Linked DNA regions of Mus musculus: region 2 is linked to region 1. The links are chromatin loops, found by intact Hi-C in ENCODE. Cell type or tissue: heart. All regions are shown on one strand.

Region 1 (2,500 bases):
CCCCTCTCGCCACATCCTCTGCCCGGGCGTACACCCTGTACCACTGTTATGTGTTTCTGTGGCTTGTCTGTGGCCTCTTGCCATCAAGCCTAGGAAGGCAGGAGCCTTGTGTCCTCCTTGTAGGGAGCAGCTCAAGGCAGGATGCCCAACAAGAGCCCAGTGATGGTGCCCATGGTGTGTGAGTGGATGGCAGAGTCAGACAGGGGTTGTGGGGGGCCCTGGGGGAAGGGGAGCTGAGGCAGGCTGGATGGATAGACAGGCAGCTGAGGGGTGGGGCTGGTGAGAGCAGATTCATCAGGGCTGGGGGCAGGGAGACAAGGAGAGGGGTTGCAAGTGGCTGGAGAAGGCTTAGAGAGAAGCCCAGACAAGATGTAACTGGTAACTGGTGGGGCTTGGCAATGTAGGGAGGGGCTAGGAGGAGCCATCGCTTGGACAGGGTGCAGGCTGTGGGGTCTTGTAGGATGATGGACCAGTATGGACCAGGTGCTGTGGGTGGGGGGCCCAGAACAGTAGAAGGATGGAGCAGAGAGGACCCAGTGAGGAAGGGCTGGTGGATGGGGTGGAGTGGGGTGGGAGCAAGGGCGGTAGAGCATCGGAGGGTGGCACGGGTGATAGAAGCTTCAGGGAATGTTGATGTGCCACTGCCTCCCCTCCAGGCACGGCAGGGGTGATGATCTCTCTGAGTCGAATCCTCACTAAGCTGCTGCTCCCGGACGAGCGGGCCAGCACCATCATCTTCTTCCTGGTGTCTGCCGGCTTGGAGCTCCTGTGCTTCCTGCTGCATCTGCTGGTGCGGCGCAGCCGTTTTGTGCTCTACTATACCACTCGGCCCCGTGACAGCCGCCCCGTCCAGGCAGGCTACCGAGTGCACCACGATGTCGCATCCGGAGACATCCACTTTGTAAGTGTCCTGGCCTGGCCTGGCCTCCTTCTCCCACACAGGCGCCTGAAGAGTTCCTCGTTGGCCCTGTTATTGATCCCTCAATCTCAAGCTGCAGGTTTGTTTCTGTACCCTGAGAAATTCCATTCTGTGGACCACCTTCCATGACTCCCTGTTGGGACAGTAGGAAGTGAGGCCTTTCTAGCTATGGCCAGGGAGAAGAGCCCGGGATCTGTGGCAGATTAACAGAACCTCAAAAGTATGATTAATGGAAGCCAGGGGAACCCTATAATACGCTCCCTTCCATTACAGCTCAGGGGTTGCCTCTGTGAGGACCCCAATACAGATCATTACTTCTTACTACCAACTCCTTGGGTTAGCCAATCTGCAGTTCTGCGAAGATAGAGCGCCCTCTGGTGGTCACATCCTGCATTACCCTTCCACCCAGCCCCAGCTCAGGTTCCAGGGCTGTGTGACTTAAGGCTCTGTGACTTAAGGCTGGGTGGAGGGAATCAAGGGAAATAGTATCCCTTGATAAGGAAGTGCACACAGCAGGTACTAACTTAATGTCTAGATGACTGTGGCTCCACCATTTGCTCTGGGTATCTAACCCATGACTCCCATCATTCTTTGACACACAGGAGCACCAAACTCCAGCCCTATCCAGCAGCAGGTCCCCGAAGGAGAGCCCGGCCCATGAGGTGACGCACAGCAACAGTGGGGTCTACATGCGTTTTGATGTGCCCCGGCCACGAGTCAAACGAAGCTGGCCCACCTTCAGAGGTAACGTGATACTGTGGAGTCCGGTGGCGTCCGTGGCTGTCACACGGGCTGAGACAGCAGGGGCCCCATGAGCGCCAGCCTCTAACATTCCTCACTCCCCTCCCCCCACAAGCCCTGCTGTTGCACCGATACGTCGTGGCGCGGGTCATCTGGGCCGACATGCTGTCCATTGCGGTAACCTACTTCATTACACTGTGCCTGTTTCCGGGCCTGGAGTCCGAGATCCGCCACTGCGTGCTGGGGGAGTGGCTGCCCATCCTGGTGATGGCCGTGTTCAACCTGTCAGACTTTGTGGGCAAGGTGAGCCTCAGGGTGGCTTTGGGGAACCCTAGTAAGGCTCTGGTCTTTCTGGAGCAAAGCCAGGCTGAGGGTACGTGTTGGAAGAATGGTAGCCATGAGTGTCACCATCTCTAACACTGTCCTGTGGAGTCTAGCCCCTGCCTGGTCTCTCTGGTATCAACTGTGCTTCAGGCTAGAATCAGTCCTGATTTCTCCTGCCCCACAGTCACTAGTGGATCTGTCTGAGGATGACACAGGCACAGGCTGCCAGCTGGGCAGCACGTCTGTCACACAAGTAGATAGGGCTGGAGTGGCACCCTAGCCATGCTGCAAGCTCACGTCTCTTTGCAGTCAGTTTGCTGAATACTGTGGAGTATGCAGGGTGGGACCCAGGGCCTTGGCCTTGTAGGGCAAGCATTCTACCACTGAGCTACATTACAAGCCCTTCACCAGGAGTGCTCTAGAGTCCCCCAGGGAGGGGCTGGGGTATGGCTCAGTGGTAGAGCCCCTGCCTAGAATCCCCAGTGAGGGGCTGGGGTGTGGCTCAGTGGTAGAGCC
Region 2 (2,500 bases), 240 kb before region 1:
GTGGCCCTGCCTCTGGCTCTGCGCACGGTCAGCCGGCTGGTGGAGAAGGAGGCTGGCCTCCTGCCAGGTTGAAGGGACAGTCACCACCTGAACAGTAGCTACAGCGTGAGAGCCTGGGCAGTCAGCAGTATTGGAGCTGAGCTGCAGGCGTGGGTGACTCGTGAGGCATGGTGGACATGACTGTCAGGATGGGATCACCAGCCCCTGGGGATGAGTCATCTCACCTTGTCTCTGTGGCTGGCCAGTCAGCCTTGAGCAGCCGGTAGGTGACTGAGTGTTACTTCCTAGGCCGAGCAGAAATGGCCTGGTCTGCTTGCTGCTGTTACTCATTTCTGGATTTGGGGGCAGGGAGCAGTGCAGGAAAAATAAACTAAAGAATTATTTATGCTGAGCAGTGGTGGCACATGCCTTTCATCTCAGCACTCAGGAGGTAGAGGCAGGTGGATTTCTGAGTTCAAGGCCAGCCTGGTCTACAGAGTGAGTTCCAGGACAGCCAGGACTACACAGAGAAACCCTGTCTCAAAAAACCAAAAGAGAATTCTTTAATATTACATGTATGTGCTTGCACACACCACAGTGCACACGAGATCAGGAGACAGCTTTTGCTACTCGGTTCTCTCCTCAGCCATGTGGGTCTTGGCTGGTTGCCTGGCTCAGTGACAAGCGCCTTTACCTACTGAGCCATTGTGCCTGCCACCAAGTAAATCTTCCAGTGCTGTGTACAGCCCAGGCCCCTCTCTCTGCCTTCCTTGGACTTGGAGAGCCAGGGAGCCTGGGCTGCTGCCTTCCCACCCTGCCCTCTGTTGAGGGAAATACCTGGGTCCCCTGATTGGCTCCTGTGTCCTTGATGTGACAGAAATGACATGCTCTGGAGCTGAAACTCACAAAGCCCTGAGTTTAATCCTGAGTGTAACCCCAGGCATGGGGTGCACACTGCAATCCCAGCACTCAGCAGGTGGAGTGAAGTTCGAGAAAGGTCAGAAGTTCAAGGTCAGCCTTGGCTAGGTAACAACTTGAAATGCAGCCTGGGCTACAAAAGAAATTGGGCCTAGAAGATGACTCAGCACATAAAAGGCCTTGCTAGATGCCCCTGATGACCCAGGGTTGACCCCTGGATCTCATGTGTAAGGCTGCGTACCATGGTGTGTATGTAGCTGTGAAGACAGCAGTTCAAAGCTCAAAGGCTTGCTACAGCAGTGGAAGAACGAGCTGGAAAGCAAGAACCAACTCTCAGAACGCACGCCATGCCTTGGTCACATAAGACATTTTAAAAGCTAAATAAAACTCAAGGTGTATTCATGAGGGCGCGGTGTCTTCTGGGTCCACATGCAGGTGGTGTTTGCCTAATTATGCTGCTTCCTAACTTAAGGATATGGAAGGCTAGACTTGGAGGACTTTTATGTGCTCCAGTGGTTCTGCACAGAGGCTTCCAGGTTTCATGGTGCTCAAGGGTGCAGGCTCCTGCCTGCTGAGAATTTTTGCAATTTTCCTGAGCCCTGGACAGATAGTTCTTCAGAACTACTCAGGCACTGACAGCACATGGCCACCAGATGGCGCCACCGCACCAGTTTATTGATGCGCACGCCTTTGGCCCCACCCACAACTCCATCCTTCACTTTGTTTCTGGGCTCTGTATTGGGGCTGGAGTTCCCTCAGGAAAAGTTGAATTTAGGCTCCGGCTGAGGTGTGCGGCTAAGTGGGGTGCACCTATCGAGGCCACGGGGTTACTAAAGCCCACGTGGGCCTCGTGTCCGGATTCACGTTCAGGGAGAGCTTTACTTGTTACCACTAGGCCTGTTGGGCCCGGGCCAAACTCCCTCCCCGAGCTGGGCCTGGACAGATGTGTTCAGGGAGTGCTATCTGTTCCTGTGAGGGCAGGAAGGACAGTGTCATTAGTGACTTAAAAAAAAAATTAGCCTTTTGCTTTATTCAGTGAGTGTTTTTGCCTGCATGCATGTCAGCGCGCCATGCGCATGTTTTGCATGCAGAGGTCAGAGAGCCTCAGACCCACTGGAACTGGAGTCGCAAGCTTGTGAGCCCCCATGTGCTGGGAATTGAACCCAGGTCCTCAGGAAGAACTCCTAGTGATCCTAACCACTGAGCCATCTCTGCAGCCCAGAACCTTGGCATCCTTCAGTCACAGGGTACATGGCTCCACCAGCACTGCACAGAAAGTTGATGAAGCCATGCCAGCTTGAACAAGGGCAGAGGTGTTTGAAGACACACTGCCCTCTTCTTGTTGAGCACCAGACAAAGCCAAGTGCCCACTCAGATGGCAGGGGCTGCCCTGGCCCCTCAGAGGGTCACATACGGTATTCAGCCACTCTTCCTACCTTCGTCTGGCTAGAGGCTTGGGCTCCAGGCTCCTAGGCCCCCGTGACGTTGGTGAAGCTTTTACACCTCCTCGGCTGTTATAATCACCTTTCATATGAATGCTTGACAACCCGTTTGCACACATGCCAAGGTTTTAATATGTGGTATGAATGTGTGTGTGTGTGTG

Evidence for each region. Hi-C counts contacts between places; a loop is a spot of excess contacts. Peaks named below come from ENCODE experiments on the same cell type or tissue, not always from the same donor. Only the 100,000 strongest peaks of a DNase experiment are listed, where the experiment ranks them.
Region 2: it touches region 1 in a loop (9-fold over the local background); 11 of 42 quality-filtered maps call a loop at or near these places.

What each region holds. Positions count from the first base shown.
Region 1 is chr5:142,716,936-142,719,435 of GRCm38, forward strand. Slc29a4 (solute carrier family 29 (nucleoside transporters), member 4) reads left to right here. Exons shown (of 11, transcript NM_146257.2): 7 at 657-901; 8 at 1,522-1,663; 9 at 1,776-1,963. Among named protein-coding and RNA genes, the nearest start is that of Slc29a4, 16 kb to the left of the region's middle. In heart, a CTCF peak has its summit at 1,300 (motif pointing left); DNase peaks (open chromatin) are centred at 1,316 and 1,654; H3K4me3 peaks cover 603 bases; H3K27me3 peaks cover 912 bases.
Region 2 is chr5:142,477,415-142,479,914 of GRCm38, forward strand. It overlaps Ap5z1 (adaptor-related protein complex 5, zeta 1 subunit), which reads left to right. Exons shown (of 17, transcript NM_172725.2): 17 at 1-1,301. The coding sequence ends at 72. Among named protein-coding and RNA genes, the nearest start is that of Ap5z1, 15 kb to the left of the region's middle. In heart, a CTCF peak has its summit at 1,536 (motif pointing right); DNase peaks (open chromatin) are centred at 68 and 1,677; H3K4me3 peaks cover 374 bases; H3K27ac peaks cover 373 bases.